Linked DNA regions of Mus musculus: all the other regions are linked to region 4. Evidence: chromatin loops called from intact Hi-C (ENCODE). Cell type or tissue: heart. All regions are shown on one strand. Region 1 holds the start of Papss1 (3'-phosphoadenosine 5'-phosphosulfate synthase 1). Region 2 holds the start of Elovl6 (ELOVL family member 6, elongation of long chain fatty acids (yeast)). Region 3 overlaps Egf (epidermal growth factor). Region 4 holds the start of Rpl34 (ribosomal protein L34). Region 5 overlaps Lef1 (lymphoid enhancer binding factor 1).

Evidence for each region. Hi-C counts contacts between places; a loop is a spot of excess contacts. Peaks named below come from ENCODE experiments on the same cell type or tissue, not always from the same donor. Only the 100,000 strongest peaks of a DNase experiment are listed, where the experiment ranks them.
Region 1: it touches region 4 in a loop (2.6-fold over the local background); 6 of 42 quality-filtered maps call a loop at or near these places.
Region 2: it touches region 4 in a loop (4-fold over the local background); 2 of 42 quality-filtered maps call a loop at or near these places.
Region 3: it touches region 4 in a loop (4-fold over the local background); 2 of 42 quality-filtered maps call a loop at or near these places.
Region 5: it touches region 4 in a loop (2.0-fold over the local background); 2 of 42 quality-filtered maps call a loop at or near these places.

The regions. Positions count from the first base shown.
Region 1 is chr3:131,562,446-131,567,445 of GRCm38, reverse strand. Papss1 (3'-phosphoadenosine 5'-phosphosulfate synthase 1) reads right to left here and starts at 2,678. Exons shown (of 12, transcript NM_011863.2): 1 at 2,463-2,678. The coding sequence starts at 2,522. In heart, no CTCF peak of the experiment used is centred here; a DNase peak (open chromatin) is centred at 2,735; H3K4me3 peaks cover 2,135 bases; H3K27ac peaks cover 1,639 bases.
Region 2 is chr3:129,531,506-129,536,505 of GRCm38, reverse strand. It overlaps Elovl6 (ELOVL family member 6, elongation of long chain fatty acids (yeast)), which reads right to left and starts at 4,120. Exons shown (of 5, transcript NM_130450.2): 1 at 4,011-4,120; 2 at 3,738-3,858. The coding sequence starts at 3,826. It overlaps Gm35986 (predicted gene, 35986), which reads left to right and starts at 4,118. Exons shown (of 3, transcript NR_153368.1): 1 at 4,118-4,249. In heart, a CTCF peak has its summit at 2,702; DNase peaks (open chromatin) are centred at 125, 2,605 and 4,145; H3K4me3 peaks cover 4,612 bases; H3K27ac peaks cover 4,784 bases.
Region 3 is chr3:129,728,735-129,733,734 of GRCm38, reverse strand. The region is part of intron 5 of Egf (epidermal growth factor); the gene reads left to right. Among named protein-coding and RNA genes, the nearest start is that of 6330410L21Rik, 23 kb to the left of the region's middle. In heart, a CTCF peak has its summit at 3,106 (motif pointing right); no DNase peak of the experiment used is centred here.
Region 4 is chr3:130,727,458-130,732,457 of GRCm38, reverse strand. It overlaps Rpl34 (ribosomal protein L34), which reads left to right and starts at 2,060. Exons shown (of 5, transcript NM_001005859.3): 1 at 2,060-2,140; 2 at 3,156-3,229; 3 at 3,308-3,407; 4 at 3,607-3,710. The coding sequence starts at 3,165. In heart, a CTCF peak has its summit at 2,934; a DNase peak (open chromatin) is centred at 2,037; H3K4me3 peaks cover 2,890 bases; H3K27ac peaks cover 1,773 bases.
Region 5 is chr3:131,112,737-131,117,736 of GRCm38, reverse strand. Lef1 (lymphoid enhancer binding factor 1) reads right to left here. Exons shown (of 12, transcript NM_010703.4): 2 at 3,815-3,881; 3 at 2,191-2,324. Among named protein-coding and RNA genes, the nearest start is that of Lef1, 4.9 kb to the right of the region's middle. In heart, no CTCF peak of the experiment used is centred here; no DNase peak of the experiment used is centred here; H3K4me3 peaks cover 893 bases; H3K27ac peaks cover 30 bases.

The DNA.
Region 1 (5,000 bases), 830 kb before region 4:
GGAACCTGGCCACCCCTTCATTCAAGGGGTTCTGGATCTGCAAACTGTCTCAAGTCTGGAAATTGACTCACTGGCCGAGATTGCTGTTTACCACGATCTAATGTAGCCTTTCTTTCATTTGGCTGTTTACCACGATCTAACCCTGTCCCTCCGTTTCCTCATTTATAAAATGGAGACGCTACATGTGGTAACTCTATGAGTTCTGGGACAGCACATGGACACATTCAGGGTCCTGGTTTTTAAACCCCACCCAGGGAAACACTGCAAAAACTCAACAAGTTAACGTAGATACAACATTTCAGCCTACCTCCCAACGTCCAGATCAAAACTTCAGGACCATCTTTTAATGTCTCTCTCCCTGTCATCGCCTCAGTCTAGTCTGGTCTTTCCTGTCCGTTTCTTTCCTGCTTTTAGCTAGCCATTCAACTGTTCACACCGGATTGGCCAACAAGAACACCTTAAACAGTGTGGCTATGTCAACCAGGCTTCTAGTCTGCCAACTTAATCCTCACGATGGCACAGTCGGTGCCTGCATTTCCTCTGCAAACCAGTCTTCCTGGATTGCCCGTTTTATGGAATGAGAACATTAACATAATAGTGCATAGATTTTTTTTTTTACACTCACACCCATCGGATGAGTTAAGTGTGTTAGAGGAGGTCATTCTTTTAGAGACTGGAAAAAAAGGAAAGTTCAGAAAAATTTAAAAAATTCTAACTCCATTCCAAATCTCCTAGAAAAATCACCCTAACTCTTTAGCCAAACATTTACATTACACAACCCTGCTCCACCCCATCTTTATCTCTGCTCCCCAACAAAAACTACCTTCAGTAGTCAAACATGTCTCCGCTCAGGGATGTAATGGCTCCACCCACCTCAGAAATATGAGGTTCTCCATAAACTCATAAAAACCCCTGGGGCCAAACTAACCTTGCCTCTAAACTGCAATAAAACTCCTATCTTAGGCCACTCACTGTGGCCCATAAAAACATATGCCCTTAACAATCAGTTGCCATGGGCAACTGCAAAGCAAGCCCTGAGCCCCATGGTTTTTTATAGCTGTCAAATATGGATCTCTACATTAGCAAATAATGTAATACATAAATGAATTAGGGCAGCAGAAGAGTTGGCTCAGCAGTTGACAGCACTCGCTCTTACAGAGGATCCCCAGAACACACACAATGGTGGCTCACAACTACCTGTAACTGCAGCCCGAAGGGGATCCTACACACCCTTCTGGAACATCAGGCGCGCACCTGGTGCATACACATACACACAGGGAAAACACTCAGACTCAAAAAATAACAAAATGATCTTTAAATAAATGACTTATAGACAGACAGTATTACTGAAACTTCTTTGAAATACTCCAATTTAGTCAACTTACCTCCCTATCCGTAAAATCCTGTTAGCAACAATAGTGATGCTGAATCGGAGTTTCAGAGCAATGGTTTCGTTGCTCTTTCACCTTCGTTATCTTCTCTACTCAGAAAGACAATCCTGAGAAGGACACACTGTTACACCCTCCAGTCACCTGAGATTCAGAGTGGAGTGACTGTCCTCAAGATCACCCAACTTACAAACAGCAAGGCGGGGGACTGGAGCCCACGCCAGGAGTCTGTCCCTTCCAACCTCCTAATCTCCCTTTTATCTCACATCCCTCTCACCTTCTAAGAAGTTAAGGTAAAGGATGAAAGAAGACAGTGAGAATTCTTGAATCTGACAGCAGACGTGGCAAATCAATGACTTCAAAAGAACACTAGCCTGAAACAGCGTTTTTTTTTTTAACTTTCTCCTGACTCACCAAGGGCAGGTGATGATTTACAAGATTAAATTAAACTTCATGATCCTGTTACCTGCGGAATAAAAGAAAAAAAAAATCCATCTAACGCTGAAGCAGGGCCTTTGCAGCCTCCAAAGTTGGATGGTCTCCAGCTTCGCGCTTACCATCTTAGCTGCCACCACCAATGAATAAACTACAGAAGTAAACGACCCTCTGAAGCCATAGCACTTGGCCAATGAAGCCAACTGGCACTCGCTGTTCAATGTTAGAAACTATTAATCTTCCCACACCTAACTGTCACCAGAAATCGAGTCTTTAAAAGTATGTCTGTGTCCGACATTCCAATTTAAAACAGAGACACAAAGAACCTCAGTCCTGCAGTCCCGATCCATGAATGACCACATTGTTATTCTCTCAGTACACTGCAACTCAGAAACGTAAAGACTCGGAGACCGACCCAAACCTGGGCCAAGCACACCCGGAACGTGCAGAGGCGCCTCCGTCTGCCTCCGCCGCAGCCCTCCGCCTCGCCAGCCTAGGGGACAGCTCCGGGCCTGGACTCGCCTTCACCGGCCGCCGCCGCCCGGGTCCCCGCCCCCGGCTCCCGCAGGATGCACGGGCAGCCCGCGGTTCCCACAGCCACCCACGCTCCCCGCGCTCCGGCCTGCGGCCACCACTCACCCAGTTCTGCGCGTTATTGCTCAGCTTGACTTTCTTGCACAGACTCCCAGGAATCTCCATGGCCGCGGAGCGCGGATGCACTGCTGCTGAGAGCCCCGGGGCCGAGCAGTGGGAGAGAGGCCGAGGGGCGGGGCGGAGCAGGGAGAAGGGGCGGGGCCTGCACCCCGGGCTCAGGCGCGCGCTGACGTGCGCTCCAGCTAGTGATCGCCTCGGCTGGAGCTAGGCATCCGAGCAGCGTGGAGGGCGGGGCGAAGCGGAGGCGCGGGGTCGAGACCTCAACATCCAATCACCAGGAGGGGCGCTTGAAGCTCCGCCTTGACCCAGGACGAGGGGCGTGGTCTGAGGGTTTGTTGAAGAGAGCCTTCAGATGCTGAGCATGCGCAGTGAGCGAGGCGGAGCGACGCCTGCAGAGCTGGGCGTGGGAGACGCTCCCTAGAGCTGAGGCTGGTAGGGGAAGAAGCTGACGTGGGCTCCTGCTGCTCTCTAGCTTTTCTTCCGCAAACACTGCACAGGCTCGATGTGTGCGCTTGTCAACTAGGCCGACTTTGAAAAAATGTTTCCCAGCCCTGCAAAAAGTAGGATTACTTAAGTGAATTCACCATTACATGTTGCTCACCGCTTTGCAATCCTACTCAGTGCACAATGTTTTTTTGACATCAACTGTATCTCATCAAGGATTAGAAAGTATTTGTAAGGTGACGCCTTTCCCACTTGGAGAGCCGCTTTCTATCAGGAAATTTCTATGCAGTGTTTGTTGCCGCTGACTAGCCACAAAGGGGCTTCTCTAGTACTTGCTACTCATAGAGGACTAAAATCCAGGTTCCCTGGTACGCAAGGCGGAATGCTCACCTATAAAGGGCATTTCCAACCACATATAGTCCATGATCAGTTCGTAAAAGAATGGGGCTGGGAGGGGGAGGCCTTCTCCAGGAGTTATAACCCTTCGCACTCATCCCCATAACTTTAAGCTCACCATAACCATAACTGCAAACATCCACAGTCTCACAAAATTTAGCTGCTTACTCCGCTACTGATGACGACCAGTGATCACACACACACACACACACACACACACACACACACACACATATCAATCAACACTTGAGGCTTACTTGCATAGCCTATTGCTAGCAAGTCAGTTCCTATTTGCTCCACTGACAAAGTCTCAAATTAATCTCCCTCCTCCACGTCTAACAGGAGTCGTCATTGCACAGATACACGCGCCACACACCACACACACACACACATACACACCACGCACACAGAGAGACGCACACAACAAGTATCACTCCTCTGCCAACCTCTCTGTTCTCAATAGTGTCAGACAGGTACTTCTAACATGCAAATCAGATCTTATTCCTCCACCATATATATAAAATGTCTTTATTGCTTGCTTGTTTTGTCTTTCTTTCTTTCTTCCTTTCTTCCTTTCTTTCTTTCTTTCTGGTTTGTTTGTTTTTGTGTTCTTGAGTCAGGATGTCTCTTTATAGCCCTGGCTGTCCTGAAATTCACTCTGTAAACCAGGCTGACCTCAAACTCGGAGATCCACCTGCCTCTCACTCCTGAGTGCTGGGATTCAAGGCGTGTTCCATCCTTTAGCTCTATCTAGGGGATTCTTAATCTAATAGTATATAGGACTGAATTTCAATACAATTCTAAATTCTGCTTATAGCAGTCACAAGAATGAGACTAAAAGACTAAAAATAAGGACAATGATAAACAAGAAAATGTGGACAAAGGCCAATCACATATATTTATGAAAATGTCATAAAGAAACCTATTCTTTTGTATGCACCTAAAAAAATAATTGTTTTCTTTTAAAAGATTCTAAGTTTCAGACTAAGGTGGTGGGGGCGGGTGCCACCCAGAACCAGCCATTTCTCAGAGAGCCCCCATTCCTGCTCAAGGGAAATAGTGCATAGATACAGCTGGAGCCATGGGAGTCCTAATTGACTAAATTGGTCCTTACAGCTAAACTCTGTTGAAGCGTTCGCCCATCAAAAAGGCCACAATGAGAAGACTAAAGGGACAGCTACAAAATAAAAGGGACAACCGAGTGTATTTAAGTTCCGGTGCTTATAAACGTATTTTAAGAACAAATCCTTGAGAGGTGCTGTTGAACCAACTTTTTACTTTGCTGTGTAGCAGTAGTGCTTTTCCAACAGTATGATAGTGCACCGTCCAGGTGTCCAAAAAGCAAGAGCCAGATGAATTCCTGATACCTAAGTCGAGCCACTGAGCATAATTTAACTGTCAAATCTTTGTGATGCAAGCTCGTGTCCTGGGCAGTAGTTTGAACACTGTTGAGTCCTGCTTTCTGATGTCATCTCAAATCCATGTTACAGAAACCTCTTCCAAGATAGGTTTTGCTATAGTTTCCCTCTTAACCAGAGACACCTGAGAGGAAGTTTTTCTTTGTACTTATAAATTATCCTGACCGTACTTCTTCCCAGTTACTCAGCACCCCCTGTGAATATGTCAACGATGCCAAGGTTTTTCTCACTTGGACTGGTGAGAGTACAGATTCTTTCTGGGTCA
Region 2 (5,000 bases), 1.2 Mb after region 4:
GGAGGATGCCAGGAGAGGGGGGAGGGTTTCAAGAGATTCTAGGCAAGCCCTTTGATGACGTCACCCCACATACATAATGCTACAGCAGTCAGCACAGGCCTCCTGCTTTCCTATTGGTGAATGCCGTGTCAGCCGACATCAGAACATAATCATCATTGGCCAGGCAATTACAACCGGAGCAACTAGCATCCAGTCTTAGCACAAACCTGGCAGGCAGGCAGGCAGGCAGGCAGGCAGGCGGCTCAAGGGGAGAAGGATTCCTTCTCAATGAATCCGCTGTCTCTTTTCCAGCCTTTCCGATGGCTGGGTGACCGTGCTTCCTCGCTAGCAGCATTTACCGATTGAGTCGGCTGTTAGTGAGCACAAGTGATGGCCAGCCAGGACATAAAAGAACAAAATGTCTATCTACATGGATGCTTTAATAGCATCCATTCACGGGCTTTCCAGTCTAAAACTGGAACTGGGACATGTTATTTGGAGCTAAAAGGCAGGCATTTTTCCCTACCTCATGTTAGAAACTGCACCGGATCATATTACCCAGGTGACTTTTAACTGGGCGGCAGTTACAAGAAAATCAATCACACAGGGTGATTTTCTAAGGGAATACATATTTACTACTTTGCACTGAAATTGTCATTGCAGTCTAGTCTCTTATGAAACCATTTGCTACAAAAATAAATGTCTACAATATTTCATTATCTAGGCCAGTGAGTATCAGGTTAAACAATGAAGGCAGCAATAAATGTCACGAGTTTGTTGTCTCAGCTTAGCCAGCTGAGTTTACACATAGGCTACTGGGAAACCTGGGGCCCCATTCCGTGAATGGATGCTGAGGTAACTAAGGTAAAGCGTTATAGGGCTGGTCTTACCAACTCCTTATTCCAAGTGCTCCTAAATGAGGCTAGTTCCTATATACAGACTACTGTAATGTAAGGACCCGTGCCTGGCTCCCCCAACCCCCACCTCGACCCCAGCGGTGGTCAGAGGCCCTGGCAACTCAGCTTACTAGAGATTTGTTACAATTAGCAACTTTGTTTAGACTAGGTCTAGCAGATTTTAAAGAACAGTTACAAATAGGTTCTCAAAAGACAGGGCACACAGGCTTCTATACTTGATTTCTTCCAGAAGCTATTTCAAACCATTCTAAGTGACAAGGACAGGTGAAGGTGAGACTTGATGGTTCTGGAGCCCCTCAACTCCCCTCGCAAGAGGGTATATATAAGCCTTTATGATGGGATTCCTGTCTAATGACATGAGAAGAGAACCTTCATTACGACCAAGACATTTTGGTTGCGGAGAGCGGGTGGGAAAGTTCTGAAATCAGGCTCCAAGAGAACTAGAATCGTGAAGTGAAAAGGGACAGTGGCTAAGATCAGCACGGACGAGATGTAATAAGCTTATCCACTGTAATAAGCTATCCAAAACTATAAAGCCAACGATCAAAAGACGGGAAGAACATCCATTCTACAGTGTGACTAGAACAGCGTTCAAAACGCAAGCCAAGCATGCTGAATCCAGACACGGATATGAGCAGGTTGTGTTGGCGGTCAAATGAGCGTTTTAATCGCTGGACCTTGTAAGCATCTGCCTTGTACAAAGTAAGATTTTGCAAAATGCTTTGCAAAATCAAGACCAGAAAAAAAAAAAAAAAAAGACCAGAAAAGGTTCATCACATCAGCCCACGATGTGCTAGGAGCCACCTTTAAAATAAGAAATAAGGAAAATAAGATAATGAAAATACATTGTCAGGAAGAACATAAGTACTGTTCAGGAGTTAATAGTGGCCAAAGAATAACAAGGGAAAAGAAATTCATGGATTTGGGATATTTTCAGTCCCACGAGGACCAAGGACCTGTCTAGTTCTGACAGAGTGAAAGTCACTTAACTGAGTGTCTGGAGAAAGAGGCGGGAAATGGTCCTGGGGTACCTTAGGAAAAGGGGGTGGGGTGGGGTGGGCAACAAACAGCATGCACTAGGGTGGTGCAGCAGCAGGGCAGACTGAGTGCCATGCGCCTGCAGAGGCTAGGAATGCCTGCTCCGGAATGACAGGCCCAACCGGGATGCAGCAAGCTAGAGACGCGAGCTGCGGGCTACTGGAGGAGGAAGGCAGGAAGGCAGGCTAGAGCCCTGCAAGGGACGGTGACAAATGGTCTCAGAGAAGATCGGAGCCCTAGGTTGGCAGGTTGAGCTCGGGTCACAGCCCCCCCTCCCCCCCAAGCCCCTAACGGGAGGAAGTGCACCGCTAGGACCCCCCGAACGCCAGCCCGAGGGGGCTGGGCTTCCTGCAGCGCTCGGGCCTCCCTATGGCCTCCCCCTTACGGGGCGATCCAGACTCCCCGGGGGTGTAATCGCGCTCGGGACCCAGGCCCGCGTCCTCGGTGTCCAGGAGCACGCCGGCGACCGCACCAGGCTGGCTCTGGGGCTCAGGGCCTCCAGGCAGCCGCCATGCCGCGGCCCGAACTCGCGCGCCCCGGAGTCTCGGCTCCGCCCGGCCGCCGCCGTAAACCGCCCAAGGGCCCAGCTCGCAAGCTGAAGGCCAAGGGTGGGCGCGCTCCCCGCGGGCGAGAAGGGGCGGGAGCAGCAAGCCCGGGATCGGGCTGGAGAAGGCGAACCCCCGGCGGCTGCCACCACCCGCTCCAGCCCGGGAGCGCCGGCGTCTCCGGTTTCCCATTGATGAATGGAGGGAGGGAAGGCAGGTCGCGAGCGCCCTCGCACGCGGCAGCGGAACCTCCCGGAGCCCGGAAGCCCCCCGAGGGCCGGCCGCGGCGCAGAGGGGGTGGGGTGGGGGTGGGGAGATCGAGGGGGCTCGCACTAAACCGGAGGGAAACATCTCCAACCACAGCACGGTCTACGGGAAGGAGGGAGCTCCCTTCTTAAAATACTGCAAGGTGACACCGGATCGCCTCCCACACGGGGATTTTTCAGAAGACTGACCGGAGGAACTCAGTAAACAAGATGTTTTCCCGGATTCGAAGTTCTGGGGAAAGACCTCCGAGACTGCCCTGGCAGGAGCCTTCCAGTACTTAAACTGCTGCTCCACGCGGAGAAGCGTGTCCAAAAGGCGTTTCCTTTACACAGAAACTTAATAATGGCGTGGCTCCACTTGCTCGGGTTCATTCATTTTTATTGCAGTTTTCATTGTCCCCTCCTCCCCGATGTCTTTATGAAACCGGAAAGTAATCTGAGTGGGGAAGGGGTCCTGGACCCTGGGCATCTACGGCTGGAGGCGGCAGTCAAGGGAGGGCAGTAAAGTGGAAGAACTACAAGGAGAAAGGAAGGACACGAGGGATGGGGAGAGGGAAAGGACCAGAGAGAGGCGGGCTGAAGAGGGTTAAAGGGAGCGGAGACCGGGTCCTCCCTCCACTGCCTTGCACGCTCCAGTTGCGGGAGGCCAAGCAGAACCCCCAAATCTAAGCGAAAGCAGGGAGACAACACAGGTGGGATAGCTGGATTGTAACATGCCTCTGTCTCCCGTATATTATTACAGGTACACATATTATATGTTCTATGTTATATAATCTACACAAAGATGCCCGCGTGGCCGCGGCTCACACAGAGCACCCCCCAAACCGCACGCTTCCATGCAGCTTCAGAGTCTCCTGCAGACATGAGACCCTGGAACTCCGCGATCTGCTGGCTACTGCCGGCAATCCATCCGTCGCTCCGCTCACGCTCAGACCAGGAATACCGACATTAATGCACTCCCGGGAATAGTATCTCGCGAAAGCATCACCTACCAGTTTTCCTGCATCCATTGGATGGCTTCGTTCTCGTTGAACTGCTTTTCGAATTCATATTCTTGTAAAGTCAACACTGACATGTTCATTGGGGCTGATCTTCGGAGTCGCTACGTGTTCTCTATACAAAATAAAAAAATCTGTAAAGAGCCTTTTATTTTGAGTGCTCTCCTGTCTGCTTCCCCCTCCCACCCCCCTAGGTATTGCCCCGCCGTCAGTCTCCTGGCCGATCTCTCTCCCAGCCTCTCAGCTACATCCAGGGTTGAGCATTGCCTGCGCCTCTGCTCCCAGCTCCTAGCTCAGGGGCTCTCCTCCCAGCGTCCGCATCCACCGTAGGAGGAAATGAATGCCTTGCGGTCTTAGTGCCCGCACGTTTGTCCATCACGCTTTTTACTCGTCTACAGGGAAATCTCCTCCCCCTCGTGCGATCGGGAAAATTAACCCTTTGCGCGAGAGGGCGCAGAAGAGCAAGACCTCCCATCGCCCTGGGGGATAGTTTTGTTTACAAGAAGGTGGTTGGTGGACTGGGGGAGGGGAGGGAAGGGCGCCAAGAGGGAGGAAGTGGCCTTGAGGTCATACTCAAGCCCATTCGCCACCTCTTGGGCCTCCCTGCCTGGCCTTTGAATGAAGTTTCAGAGTGAGAGGCGCAGCCCTGAGGCGCGTGGACCTGAAAGCTTGGCGAGTAAACAATTGGGAAATAGTAAAATCTGCCAGGTTCTCTGGCATGAGAACTCCAGGCAAATAAATGTGAGGATCACGTCTTGCGATCTAGTCTCCTCACTACCTCGATCCCGCAGCACCCTCTGAGACCACCTCCACCGGGCAGCTTGGGCGCGGATTTACCTTGACCTTAGGGCCAGGTAGCCTTCGGAACTAAGACCACGTGCAGACAGGATGCTGAGGATGAGGACCTGGGAAGTCAAGGTTGACTAGGAGGCAGAAGTTAGGTAGAGGGTTTGGCTACCAGGAGGGGATATTAATGAACAAAGGAAGGGAATTTGGCATACAGAATTAGGCCTACTGATCTAAATACCAAAACTTTATCTATCTGCTTTACTTTAGTTCTGCCTTATTCTTGTGAAATTAGGAAGAAAAGATTAATGTAGGAGAGGGATTTATGTAATGCTAATCCTCCCCCTGGGCTACCAGCTCACAGCAACCATTCCCAAATACTCCTTATTTTTCTGGAGGATGGTATTTTCTAGTCCTAAAAGGAAGAAGGAAGTAAGAGACAATAAGGTACCTAATAATATAATATTTAGA
Region 3 (5,000 bases), 1.0 Mb after region 4:
CTGAGACGCAGGGGTCAACAAGTTGTTTAAGCAGGCTGAGTTTCCCTGAGTGGGATGGTACATACGGTTAGATGTACTAAGGACCAATGAGCTTGGAGCAGTTTCCCACTAGATTTCTTATGTATCAGTCCATGACTTCAATTTGTCCTTTCTAGTGCACACCCAATTTTGAGCTCTTAGACACATCTTAAGCTGCGAAGATGTTTTGTAAAGGAAAGATGCAGAGAGGATAGAGTCAAACCACTTGGGACTTACCCATAACATCCCAAAGGGAGCAACCCTGTGAAGACTCTATCTGACCCTGGCAGAGATGCCACTCACGGAAGCAAAGCCAATTTAGCTCTTCGGGGAAGATTGGTGTGCTGATCTATGCGCATGCATCCTTCGTTCCTTCGCTAAGACAGGCTGACTTTACTTGCAGACGCTTCATGCTACTGCCTTCTCATTCTGGGTAGGAGGTGGAGAAGCCTGCAGCTTCTGATGAGCTGGCTGGAGAGTTTCTGAGCTCTTTCCTCACTTGCTCTGTGCATCCTCCAAGGACATCATAGACAGCGGATGCAGGAAATCTTCACTGAGGCTGTCATTTCCACCTTCTTAGCATCCTCCCTGGATGTCTTTGCTCCAAAGGAAACAATGGACCTGTGAACTTTGACCTAGTCTCTCTAGCTCAGTGAAAGGGATCAGTACTTATCCCATCTCTCAGACTAGAAATCCAGGCGTTGCCCCTTCCTCCCTGTTTAATGCCCCAACCTCCAGATTCTAACAACTCCTCACCTGTAAGCAAACCTCCTTGTGCTCCCTCCCAGAGCTCCCCCTCCCCCACTGCTCCCTAGGAAGTTAGATACCCTACCTCCATTTCCTAGGCTGCAGGGACCAACAGCCTCCACAGGTGAGAATCTGACCTTGTCCCATCTTAGTTAAAACCTTTGACAGCTTTCAGCAATGAATGCACAGTCTCCTCACTGGCCCCTCTGTGCATTTCATGGCTTTGTACGTCACGGGGGTCTGTGTTTCATTTTGTACCATGGTGTCTTCCATTCCCTGTCCCAGATAGCCTCAGAGGTTTGACATTCTTCCCAAGAAGGGCTTCCTTTCTGCCAGGCTAGTCAGCACACTCCAGAACCAAACTCTACCCTCCCCTCCCCTCCCCCCCTCCTCTCCTCTCTTCCCTTCCACTCGCTCCCCTTTTCTTCCTTGGCCCTCTTCTTATCCTCCAAGAAACAGCTCCACACCACTGCCTTCGAGAACACCTTTCCTGACCAACTTAGTGGTTGCACCCCAGAGTTCTGAGAACATATTTGCAGAGAGTGTGTTCTTGGAGAAGTTCTCCAATCACATGGCACCCAGCATGCTTAGCTGTCACTGCCAGTCTCTCTAAACTTCCTTAGCAATGGAGACAGGGAATACAGCTCTCCACTCTACTCCAAAGCCAAGAGGATTTTAACTAGTGATGGAAAAAACAAATGTGGACGCTGCCCCACCCCGACTCCACCCTTGGCGTGCTCCCCCCTAAATTAGAAGGAACCAGTTTGCAAGATAGGTGATATCTCAGAACACTGCCTTTGTGTCTAAGAGCAGCAGGCCTACTCATTGACTGTCCCCAGAGTTTTCTACTTGGGGCCTTTCCCTAGATTATGTCGTCTAACTTCGTGATAACTTTATGGACAAGGGTGGGCTTTGAGTTCTGTTTTAGAAACTAAAAACACATCTCGGGTGCTTTCCAGTGTGGTGGGGTTGGGATTGGAACTCAGGGTGATTGACGCGGGTGATTGACGCTATGCATCTCCCCCCCTGACCACATGGACTCTCACTCCATTGGTCATTTATGTCATAGCACAGATTTCTGTGAACTGTTTTGGGAAAACCTGTCATCTACCCATTTACTCCTCCTGCTGGTTAAAGAGACCACGGAGTTCACACTTCCCCTTTCAGGCACTTTAAACACAGAAAAGCCTTCCCATGCCCTACCCACTCTGAGCTCCTTCTAGCTGATTCCAAACAAAGACTTTAACTCACATTTGTGTCAGCCCAGGTAAGTTGGTCTCTCCCTGCTGCCCTGATCTTATAGGATTACACTAAACCCAGTGTGGGAACGTCTATGTGCACACTGTCAGTGGTGTATTAATGAACTTCTATGTGCACACTGTCAATGGTGCATTAATGAACTTCTATGTGCACACTGTCAGTGGTGTATTAATGAACTTCTATGTGCACATTATCAGTGGTGTACTAATGAAATTCTATGTGCACATTCTCAATGATGTATTAATGAACTTCCTTGTGCACATCATTAATGGTGCATTAATGAACTTCTATGTGCACACTATCAATGGAGTATTAATGAACTTCTGTGTGCACACTATTTATGGTGTGTTAATGGTGAACTTCTAAAGACTTTATGTTTTGACTGCTTACAGGCGTTATTTAGCAAAGGGTCTAATTTTATTATTGTTCTTCTTCTTTCTTCTGTTTTCCTTAGATGTAGATCTGAGGTTTAAGATTATGAGTCTCAAAAGCATATTCATTGGCCAGTAGGGGAACCAGTCTTCCAAATGGTGTGAAAGATTTGACAATGACTTCATGCACAAAACACCACTGACTTTCTTTAATTCTGTAAGCTACTACTTGTAGACATTTAAAATAAAATATGGATTGTTCAGTCACTCATAGCTACTGTCACATCTTAACAAGTGTCACAGATCCATGCCACTGGCGAGAAAGCCCTGGCTCAAGCAAAGCCAGCCTCACAGTACAGGACTCTCCTGTTGCCAAGTGGCTGCCATTTGAAATGCCTTTTTAAATACTTGAAGATGCTCTTTATGTCTTTATGGCTCCTTGTTTGCTGTGAGGGCTCATACATTGCTTTTTCCCGCATGCCTGCTGATGGGGTCTCAGATTATTTAACCTGTAGCTTTTCCTTGTCCTGTGTTTGTTCGAGAAAACAATTCATTTGTCCTGGATCGCTGTCCACTTTCTGAATTTTCCACACCTTTGGTGTTGCTTAACATGTTTGTCTCCCTTGTCGTTCTCAGAATTGGAGCATTGGCCCCAGAAGCCTAAGAGCCAGTATTTTTTTAGGAACACTTCCTGGATAAGCCTGCAGGCGGCACTGCACCCCTCCGATTGTACCAATTGACAGACACACAGGGGCCAGCTCCCGGTCAGGTTTTGGCTAACCAGCAGGTCAGAAGTTGCCAGCTCGGTCTACCATCTATAAACTTCCCTTCTGCCCTTTGCACAATGGCTTTAGACGCTGCTGATTAGTGCCTATGTCACTAACATCATTTTTTTTTTTTAATTAAGAGCTCAGAGTGAAGCCATCCCCTCTATCACTATCTACCATTTATCTGCTTGAATTCCTATACACAGAGGAATCTTTCCATATCAAATATAGCGTTGCTCCAAGGAGCTAGTATAGGAAATGAAAATTCGAAACTTGATGCTCTCCCAGACGTGCATGTTTGAAGAAGAAAGAGTTTGTTTCCCAGAACCACCCAAAGCATCTTTTATGGCTTTTCCTTTCTAAGTGATTGGCATGCTTCTATCGGTTGTGACTAGCCTCTTGATACTTGCCCTGCAGTATCTCTCACCAGAGGAGCTCATCTGAGGCTTGTCTGCATAGGAAAGATGAACACTAGGTTCCTCTTTCTGGGGTGATGCTGCCGCTGAAGGCCTGGGATGCAAGGCCACTGTGCGACTGGGGACACAGGGGACAGGGGAGCAGGCTCATGCACACCTCAGTTTCCCCACCTTCACTGTATGGGATGGCCAGGCTTGTCAGTAATGGGCATAAAATAAGAAAGGGAGGGTGTCATAAATGCTAGTTCTCCCAGCTGCTCACAGGAACTAGTACACACCAGCAAATGCTCCATTCATCCTCGGCCCCAAAACACCTATTTTTCAACTCCTTCAAAGCCACTGGTTGCTTTCCATTCTAATTCTTAAAAGGAATCCAGAAGGATAAAAATAGCAAGTAGCCAAATCCTGTTCGGGTGATTGCTTTTTGTTTTGTTTTGTTTTTAAACCACAGTTTAAAATTCCAGTAGCACAAAACGGCAAGTCTTTATTTTGTATGTGTGTGTCTGTGTGTGTATTCACAGAGAACCCCCTTGCCCATTCCCCAAATCTATACTACATACTTTGCAGAACCTTTGAGGAGGCTCAGGCAGTTATTTATGAGAACTTACACGTAAGAAAGGCAATAAGCAAGTGAATCAAAATGTGATCGTAGGTTTTACAGAGGTTAACACACTGTAACATTCTAAGTACGTATGTACACAGGCACACAGGCGTGCATGAGCGCACACACAGAGTCCATATATAAAAAGCACTCAGAAGGTGTGAGATTGAGTCACAATTCTACACTTATTTGATCCTTGACAAAATTCTTAATCTATAAAATACTATTTGTTGTAAACATTCTGAGGGTTTGTTCTAAACATTAAGTATCATAATTTAATTTATAAAAATGGTACTCTTAATTTTTATTGATATGTGCTAAATATTTAGGGACTGCCAAATACTTAGTTGTAAGAATCATTGGGGTTGGGTGGTGGTGGCTACACAGAGAAACCCTCCTTCCAAAAACTAAAAAAAAAAAAAAAAAAAAAAAAGCCTCATTTGGGGTAAATGGACTGAACAAAGAGAAGAAAAGTTTTCTCGATGGGGTGAATGTTACACGGAATTCAGAATTTAAGATACAAACAGAGCATGAAGCACATAGGGTGGGGGGCACAAGGCTAGGGAATCCCATGGGCCAGGAACAATGTGACTTACTAAACTGGAGAACAGCTCACCTCGGCCTGTGTGCTTGGCAGGTATCTAGTAGTTGCTGAAGGCTGTGGACATTAAACTCCACCATTGGGAGCTTCCGTTGATCTGGAGGGTAGTAAGCCCTCTGACGGGCTGCGAGGGGTGTTACCTGAGGACAGCAGCGGCATTTTGAGTGTTAGCTTTGGCTGATTTGGAAGCTAAAGAATGGCAGCTTAAGGAGATTAGCA
Region 4 (5,000 bases):
ATACAATCATTGAAATGTTTCCATGAGTGATAAGTATATAACTCCATACAGATTCACAAACTTAACCCAGAAGTCAAGACATTATGATCATCACTCCAGATAGGTCCTCTGCCTTCTCTTCCTCCCTCTTTCTCCAAAGATAACACAGTGCTGACCTCTGACCGTTCAAGGTCGCTCTTCTCATGTTCTTTTACATATATGCTGTCTCTTACCTAATTTTTATACCATTCATCCATAGTCTTTTTTAAAATTTTCAAAAATAATTTTTGTTTTGTTTTGTTTTTTGAGACAGTTTTCTGTGTGTAGCCCTGACTGTACTGGGACATGCTCTGAAGACCAGGCTGGTTTCAAACTCACAGAGATCTGACAAAAGATGTGTGCCACCACTGCCCAATTATTTTTTATTCTTATTGCTACATAGAATTTCACTGAGCAGATGTATATAGATCAAGCTAGCCTCGAACTCACAGCAATCTCTGTGTAAGATAAAATCGTGGGCTATCCGTTTTTGCCCACACTATTTTTTTAAATTAATAACCGGGTTGATGTGGATTTAACTAAGGGAAGGGGAGAGGGAACATTCCTAACTGCATCTCTTATTTGAAATGAGCTGCAGATACAGCTTTTAATGTGATTTCTAAGTGTGGCTATGTTTATCTGCATCAAGATGGAGAGATTGGAAGGTTTTCAGTGTCGACTCTTTTTCCTTTTACACCATTATTCGTCAGAATCTGTAGCGCTCCATGGAGTGGAACACTTTATTAACCATGTGGTTGTTAGCGGGTAGCTGATTATATCAGGGCATTACATGTTATGCAATGAAAACATGAATGGACTGGGTGAAAACATTTAGGTCATTAATTTGATGACTTTTTTTTTCTTTTTTTTTTGCTTTTTTTTTTTTTTTTTTTTTTTTTTTTTTGCTTTTTCGAGACAGGGTTTCTCTGTGTAGCCCTGGATGTCCTGGAACTCACTCTGTAGACCAGGCTGGCTGGCCTTGAACTCAGAAATCTGCCTGCCTCTGCCTCCCAAGTGCTGGGATTAAAGGCGTGCGCCACCACTGCCCGGCTTAATTTGATGATCTTGCCTTGGCATGTCTTCATTTAAAAATGAATAAGGAAATGTATTCATTCATTTATTCAAAACTAGGTTTGTCTCTCTACACCAGCCTTTATCCAACGCCTAAAACAGAGACTGGAGAGATTCCACAGTGGGAAGAACAGAGACCGCAGGCGCATGCATACGGACAGCTATTTGAGAGAGACCCGAGGAAAGGATATAGTCAGAGCGGTTTACCTAGTTTCTTGACAAAGATGGCAGTGATAATGGGCTCTTCTTTCAAGTCCAAGGAAGGTGTTCATTACTTTTGACAACATGATGAAAAACAAGGACCCATAGTGTAAACGTTCACATAGACATTTGGAGGTCGCTGACTCCCTCTGGTCCTCCTCTTCATCTTGCAGACAAAACTTTACCATCCAGGCAAAGTCTCAAATAGTCGTTTGCACACAATCATAAATTAACCACCCTTTATAGCGTTCTTGCTCTCTGTAAGACTTGCAGGTTAAGTGCTTTAACTTTGGGAGATCTTTTGATCAGAGCGCCACAGGGGTATTTAATATCTTCCTTTTAGAGACTTGCGGACTTGCCCAAAGTGAGATAGCTAGTAATTAGCAAATGCTTGGTTAAAAGTCTGTAAAGTGTGTGCTCTGGCTGAAAAACAGAAGAGGCCGGGAAGCAGAAGGGCCCGGGCTACCTTATGTACAGGACGCCATAAAGATTTTAAACCAGGTCTAATTACCCTAGGATAAAGGCATCGTGGCCCTTGTTTTCTCTTATGGAAGTGGGGACGCCTCCTCTGTCACTCGCTTTTGCTCCCACCAGGGACCCTACACCTAACTTCTCACGTGACGTTCCTACCGGGGCTAGAAAACGCACCCGCCTACGGAAGCCGCACTACACATCCGCCGCTCAACGCGGCGCCATCCACACAGGTTCCCCGCGTCCGCTTCCGTACAACATGGCGGCGCGCTCGCTGACGCGCCGCCTTCCCTGACGTACTTCCTGTCCGGCGCCGTCACACTTGACCCCTGAACTCACCCGCCCCTTCCTTTTCCTCTTCCGGGGACGGTGCTCAGAGGTATGGTGGCCTTCTTCTGCTCTGTGTTTTTTTACCGTTTACGATCCGTAGCCATCCGAGGCGTCAGGCGGGCGGGACGCCCTTGGGGTCGGGACTGTCGCTGGGGTCGGTGGTGAGGGACGAGGAGAGGTGCGTACCGGCCGAGGCCTCGGCTCGTAGACTCGGGAAGCCCGAGATCAAACCCGGCTTCCGAAGCGGTGAGTGGCCGGAGCTGCGCGCACCCTGGCCGTCGGCTACGGCGAGCGAGAGACCGAGTCGTGGTCGTGAAGCGCAGAGCGAGCGGAGCGCGGCCTCCGGCTGCTCCCCTGGTGCTGTCTGCCATGGTGGCTAGTCAGCGAGCGGGACGCGGCGGCGGCGGCTGGCTTGGTTAGGAAGATACGAATCAAGCAGTGGCGGCTCAGGGTCCTTAGCACTGGTCCGGGTCGCGCTTGGCGTTTGGGCTCCTTTTACGTAAAGTGGGTGTTGGGAAGGTGTGGAAGACAGGTCACCTGTAGCGCTTATTAATCAACTCCAGCCATTCGTCCCAGGGCTTGAGATTTAAACGAAGTCGCCTGTGTGTGAAGCTCTCGGGTAGAATGTTTGTCTGGCACGTTGACGGTCTGGAGTCCAAAATGCAGCATCGCTGCTGCGGGCTGGAGAGTCCTTTAGTAGCTGGTCTGCTAAGGAACGAACGAAGTTGGATTTGAAACAGCACGAAACCCGGCCCTAGTAGTAAACAAGACTTCTCCAGGACGCTGTTTTGGGACAAGACCTAGATTGTCATGACGCCTTACCAGCTGCCGCCACTGGGGTAGTTCGGTGTCTTCATCCTACTGGTAGCTGTATAAATTAGGGGGGAATACTGTCTTAGAGCCCAGGAGCTCTTCATCTCTAGTTTAAATGTGGGATTCTTTAGAACCGGGCCTTTGTAAGAGCACGGTGTGAATGAGTGTGTATATGAATGTAAGATATTTTATGTGGTGACGCTTTGGCCTTTATTATGGTGAAAGGTGATTGTGTTCTCTCTAAATTGTAGGCACTCAGGATGGTCCAGCGTTTGACATACCGCCGTAGGCTTTCCTACAACACAGCCTCTAACAAAACTAGGCTGTAAGTATCTGCAAGTTTGAAATAACTTTCAAATCGCTTTCTCTAGTATGCTGAGCTACTTACAATCTCCCTTCCTAGGTCTCGAACCCCTGGCAACAGGATTGTTTACCTCTACACCAAGAAGGTTGGGAAAGCACCTAAATCTGCATGTGGCGTGTGCCCAGGCAGACTTCGAGGGGTGAGTGTCCTTTTGATAGAGTTTTAATCCCTCAGTAGGCGGACTTGATATCTCTAGTCCGAAGTAGCCAATGTGAGAAATGACCAAAATGGCTTCCCAGTAAAAGCAGACTTCCCTTTGTAACCCAGTTCCCAGTTACTAGGAAATAAATGTCTTTCTCCTTGAGCATCTTAAGGTAATCACGGTCTTTGTTCTACAGGTTCGTGCTGTGCGGCCCAAAGTCCTTATGAGACTGTCTAAGACACAGAAGCACGTCAGCAGGGCCTATGGCGGCTCCATGTGTGCCAAGTGTGTCCGTGACAGGTGAGTGAGTGAGGGCCGAGGCAAGCTGGGTGTTTGTCACACGGCATGTGAGCTTGGAGTCGCCCCTTGACACCTGCTAGGTGCTCCTGTTGTGTCAGAATTTGGGGGTGTCTTTAAAGTAGCTTTGGTTTACAGAGAGCAGACAGGAAAGAGATGCTGAGTTAGTGTTTGATCGCTCGTAGGCAGCTGGGGAGGAGACGGTCTTGGAGGGTTAGGGAACAGTGTTGGTTTGGGTGGCTGATTGAGGAGGTGACAGACAAAGGTAGAAAAGATTGTGAAGGGCTTTAGTCTTGGATGGTAGAACCAGGTGACTCGAAGCAAAACTGAGGGTCCGGCTTGACAAGATGAAGGTCTGGGATATACAGATGCTTTTAGGCAGCAAGCCCTTGCCTTACTGGCCTAGAGAGGGTTTGGTGGTTTAAATCTTTTGGAATCTGGGAAGAGTGCAAGGATGGTTGTGGCTTATTTGCAGAGCACCAGATAACATTTCAGAACTTCTGGGTGGACTTTCTGGCTAGGTGGGGTTGTTTAGGGGGGAAACCAGCACTTCCAGTTTCATACTCATAGTTAGTACAGTGCAGTGCTCAGTGTCTAAGGGGAGAATTCAGAAGCCGGGCTGGACTCTGGTTTGTTTGGTAGTTTTACAGAATGCTCTGACCAAGTGGGTTTTTTGTTTTGTGTCTTGACAACAATAATCTGCCTGCCCTGTTTGTGGTAGTTGTTCACTAAAAGGAGGAAGGCCTAGTACCTTAATACAGGCACGGGGCAGATGTTCTAATGCAGGCCATCTGGACTCATAACATAGAGCAGAGAAATGTCATGCAGTTGTAGAAGCTGGGCTGGCATTTGAGGCCAAACCTGAATGATGCAAACGGAAAAGATTTCCAGGCTCTGGTGTTTGACCTTAAGGTGGTGACTTTTGAGCTACGGGGATTTGCTTGGCATATTTGATTCATCCCCTACAGAATCTAGATTTGGGCCTAACAAGATGGGGGGAGGCAGAGGCAGGCGGATTTCTGAGTTTGAGGCCAGCCTGGTCTACAAAGTGAGTTCCAGGACAGCCAGCAGCCAAGACTATACAAAGAAACCCCGTCTCGAAAAAAAAAGAGATGGTGTCCTTGTCTTTAACACTAACACACAACACACACACACGTTCCAGTTCACAGCTGGTAGCTAGGTTTTATGGAAAATAATAAAGTGAATAAAACATTTCAATAATATGTCCTGGATCCTGGTGCAAGAAATAACGTTAGTCAGAAACTATTTAAGTGATGGTCTTGTCTTGGGTGT
Region 5 (5,000 bases), 390 kb before region 4:
TGTACGGGGATTCAGCACAGACAACAGAAGAGAGAGGACAGGTTCTCTGGACAGAGTCTACACCTCGTGACATTTGCTCAGCCCACAAATTGTCCCTAAGCGATGACTGATGACACAGATGTCAACAGTTCAACACATGCATAACAATAAATAATAAATACCTTGCATTCTACTGACATTTCAAAATGGTGCTGAGTTATAAGGTGCATAGGCACGTGTGCATGTGTGTGTGTGCGCGCGCGCACACACACACACACATATATTCGCGCGCGCGCACACACACAAGCACACGCACACCCTAAATATACTAGGCGATCAGGGGAAAAGACTACAGAGACCAAAGCTTAAAGGGGAAATGCTCATTTTTAGTACTTTTTAGGTGCTGTGTATAAATACCAGGAAGATTATGACACTAATTTCCCACATTTCTTCTCTGCCGAGAGACGCATCCGGTCTCCCTGTGGCGTAAACCACCATTCAGTACACACTGTGCTCATGGATAAAACGTAAACGGTTTGGGAAGCGAAGCGATCTTCTGTTACCAGAACTCTAACTTGATTGGAAAAGACTATTTGTTGACCTTTTAGCCTTTCCGTAGAAACCTTCAACTGTTCCTTACCCAGAATGCAGCCCATAAAAACAAACAAACAAACAAAAAAATCTGCACAGCTATTAAAAAAAAATCAGATATATTTCTCTATATGGCTCAACAAGTTCTCTACAAGTTTTAGAACCCAGGAGTGCTTTCAGTGTTTGGGGAGGTGGGGGTTAAACTCTAAACAATAGACTATGATTGCTTTATCAGTTCATCCACAGTTCAGGTAGAAGATCCCTCACACCACACAGGCATTAAATATCATTAAATACTTGAAATGTTTTAAAATAATGGGGGGGGGTTATTCCTTGTAACCAACGTCACAAAAATCTCCAAGATTTGATCCCCATGAGCCCCAGACCAACTGCTTTATGACAGTGAGAAAAGCCATGGTCCCTGCCCGAGTTTAAATATCCACCTGGAATTTGCTGAAAACCTCTCACAGTGAGTCTGCAATCACAAGGCCCACCAACTCAACATGGCGGATCATTGTAACCATCGAGGGCTTGCTCACTCCACTGAGATAACCCCACAAGCTCTCCCTCCACTTGATGGCCAACCATCTCCTGGGCTGCCTCTTTGGTGACCCTCCCAGCTCTCAAACTCTGTCTGCCATAAGGCATCCCTGACACCCTTGCCCCAAAGGGCTTCTGAGGGACTTTTCAGCAACGAGATTCACCCCAATTCACCCCCGAGAAGTCACTCAGGGAGACTCACTCCTCTGTGTTCTCACTGGGCTGGGGTGGTGGAGGCGTGGGACTGGGAACAGGCAACTAATTATGACCGCCCCAGCAGCTTCTCCAAAAGAGGGGGCGGGGAGGGGTACACTGGGTGTGTTCGCCAGTGTGATCACGTGTACACCCTCTACAAGTTATCATCCACTCGTTCTCAAGACACAGGTGCCATCTTACCCCAGTTAAAGAGACATGGCACCAAATACCACACGTGACGTCCGTGATGTTGTACACGCCAGCATAGTGCAGTTGTGCGACACTGCATTTTTTTTCTTACAACTTTAAGTAAATAACGAACGAAAAAGCAACAACTTCAGATATTTCCCCAGTTGACAACAAAGTGAAAATGGCTCCCCTGTGCCTCCCCTTTTAAAACAATAGCTAAGGTAATGAAGCAAGACATTTTCAAAGGCCAAAATAACATTCTGAATGTCTAGATCCAAATGAGCCTCAGCAGCTCTGACTCTAAACAGTTTAGGGCTTTGAAAGCTACCTGGTCCTTAGTTCACGGAAAGACGGAATCCACTTCCCTCCACTCATCAGCACAGAAACACAGAATATATATATATATATTTTATATATATTTTATCATGGCTCCTCCGACTTGGCTCCATTTGATTTCGTAACTCATGAATCTCTACTTCATTCATCTCAGCCTAAATCTAAAAATCCAAACGGGAGACATAAAACCAGCACTGTTCTCAGGCTGCCACTCCACGCACAGCTCTTATGGAACGATGGGATGACTAAGTCTCATGCAAGGATGCCTTGGGCAGTGCGTTTGAGGAAATAAGCATTCTGTTGAAACACAAATTAATTTGCACGTCTGAGAATAATTTTCAACATCAGCATGTTACTCACTGTCCTCGGGATGGGTGGAGAAAGGGACCCATTTGACATGTACGGGTCGCTGTTCATATTGGGCATCATTATGTAGCCAGAGTAACTGGAGTAGGAGGGTCCCTTGTTGTACAGGCCTCCGTCTGGATGCTTTCCTGGGAGAATCCAAAGGACAATCAGAGATGCTGCATCAGCACTGCTTTTACATCACACCGTCTCTCATCAGAAAATCTTCTGCTGCTAAGACAGCCCAGACTTTACGCAAAATATCTGCTTAGAAGATACTGTAACTGGACTACTAGGCTCTATTTTAGAATGACAGTATTGACGCTCCTCAATGGCTTTAACAGCAAACCAGATGCTTTAAAAAACATGTGGTTCAATTTATTTCCACTACTGACTGATGTTTTTACAAAAATAAGTGTTATTCATCTAACCTAATTTGTTCTAATGCTAACAAACTGGACTGAGAAATACAGAAACACAAGGGAACACACACAGAAACTTAAATACTGAAATGTTACTATACAAGGCCATCTACCCCTGGCACACATACACATTTACTATACATTGAAGGGTTCTTCTTTTAGGCAAATTCAAAAATTCCTCCTATGCCTCTGAATTTCTACCAAATAGACTTTTATTGAGGGAGAAAACTGGACCTAGTGTACAGTTAAAACCCAAATTTGTAGTGAATTAACCTTTGGAAATAATAATTTCACCCCTAAATTTACAGTCTATCAATGAAATGTTTCTTACTTTTAATTTACTGCATGCAAGGAACTTACGTACTTTGCATTACTGCATTTATTTTAAAATACCACATGTATTTTAAGATGCTTTCCTGGACTGACTGTATGGACTTTATTTATTTACTTTAACTTATTGTATACAAGTTACTGCATCTGCTTGTTGCCAGAAAGGAAGGCTGATATATGATATAGAGCTTTCCCCTGCCACCTGCTTTACACACTGAATGCACGCACGCTCCATTCTAGACAGGCCAGTTGTTAAGGAATTGCAGGAGACCAGAAATGCCAACTGATTAAGTAAACCCTATGGTGATCCGATTAAACATGGAATAAGCAGAGAGAGAGAGAGAGAGAATGAATAAATGTGTATTTGGGAGTATATGTTTGCATGTATGTTTGGGTGTTTGAACATGTGTGTATATATTTGTATGTTTCTGTGTGAGCATGTGATTTTTTTAAAGTGTTGACAAGAGTCAACAATGAGAGAAGTGCCTACCATCTAATATATGTAGCTTCTAACAGTTTTCTTATTTTACAAGCTAAGTTACTGACTCTGATATATCTGCCTACACACTGCCTTCCTTCACTGCACTGAGAACCCACAGGCAGCAACTTGTAAATGAAAAATACTCTTTAGAAACATCCCTTCTCTAAGCATCTGAAAGCCAATAGAAACCCAAAGGCCCAGACTCATGCAAGGCATGTTTCAAAAGAATGTGGTGTACACCGTGAAAAAGCTTTGAATTTCTGGTCATTCTGTTAAAAACAGTATGTGGGGAAGTCTTGCATATCTGGTTCCACCCTACTCAAACAGAAGTATCAAAAGAAAAGCAGATATTCCCATCAGCCTGTGCCCTGTGGTAAACGTGGGGGAGAGAGAGAATCTGGCTTACCTTCATCAGGGTGTTCTCTGGCCTTGTCGTGGTAGGGCTCCTGAGAGGACGGGGCTTGTCTGACCACCTAATGGCATGAATAGCCACCCACAAAAGAAAGAAGATCACCTTAAGAGTTTGTAACAGATGGGTCTGCTGTTAATTCAAAGGTAAAGATTCAGGTAAAACTCGATTTACTCATTTGGTTAAAATTAAGGACAAACTAGATTTGAGTACTGGAAAATTTTTTTTCCATGTGTATTTTTGAATGATTATTAGGTACTCTGGATCAAAAGTAAGGTGGCAAAAAAATAAGTGAATTTAGAAATGATGTGCTCTGTTCTAACAACCCATCAATGCTTGCAGGGTGCCCAGCTTCTAGGATGGGTAAGCCTCTTCAGCCTTGGTTTACTCTAACAAGACCTGATTAAAAGGTCACCAGAAACAACATTTTGTAATGGAAAATGAGATCTGGAAACGTAAACAAAAGAACTACTTTGCTGAGGTCCTAGGGACATTGCCTGAGAGGAGTCCTAGCTGAAACTGCGTTCACTTACAACTTTCAGGCCGAGTGCTATCAGGCTATCAGAGTAGAACTGGTCTGTGGTTAATGGGAGGGAAAATTGAGAGTCGGGTTATAGACATCTAAAAGGTAGCCCAGTTAATATCGGTTTTGGTAAGCACTCCCGACCCGACTCAACCACGTGCAAATCAGTGGGCTAAGCCTTACATCTTCCGGGGCTCTCTGCTCGCCCCACTTCCACCGCGGAAAGATGAACAGTTCAAACACCCAACCCCGGTAGTTGACAGTCTCCTAAGCATGGCTTTTCTCCTCAGACTACAAAACCGTAGAAATGTGAGGTGGATTGAAATGTGTAAACTACTCCAGTAGAAAGAAAGAGGCTACTCTACAGTCTGGTCAAGAATGAAACAAACAAAAATAAAAAACCACCAGAGTTTAGATGGTATTTCAATCCCTCGTCCGGAGACCCTTTTTACCTGACTTTTAATGCATTCTCGCCCCCTTCCTCTATTTTTTTTTGGGGGGGGGTAGGACTTTGGGACTAGAGAGGGTCCTTATATTTTGGAATCAGCCCCCCAGCCTTCCCAGATGCGTACTCACCCCTGCCATCGGGACAGAGAAGGTAACTCTGAGGTGTTCTTAAAAGCACTCTTTAAACCCAAAATGTCCCCGCCCCCGAAACCA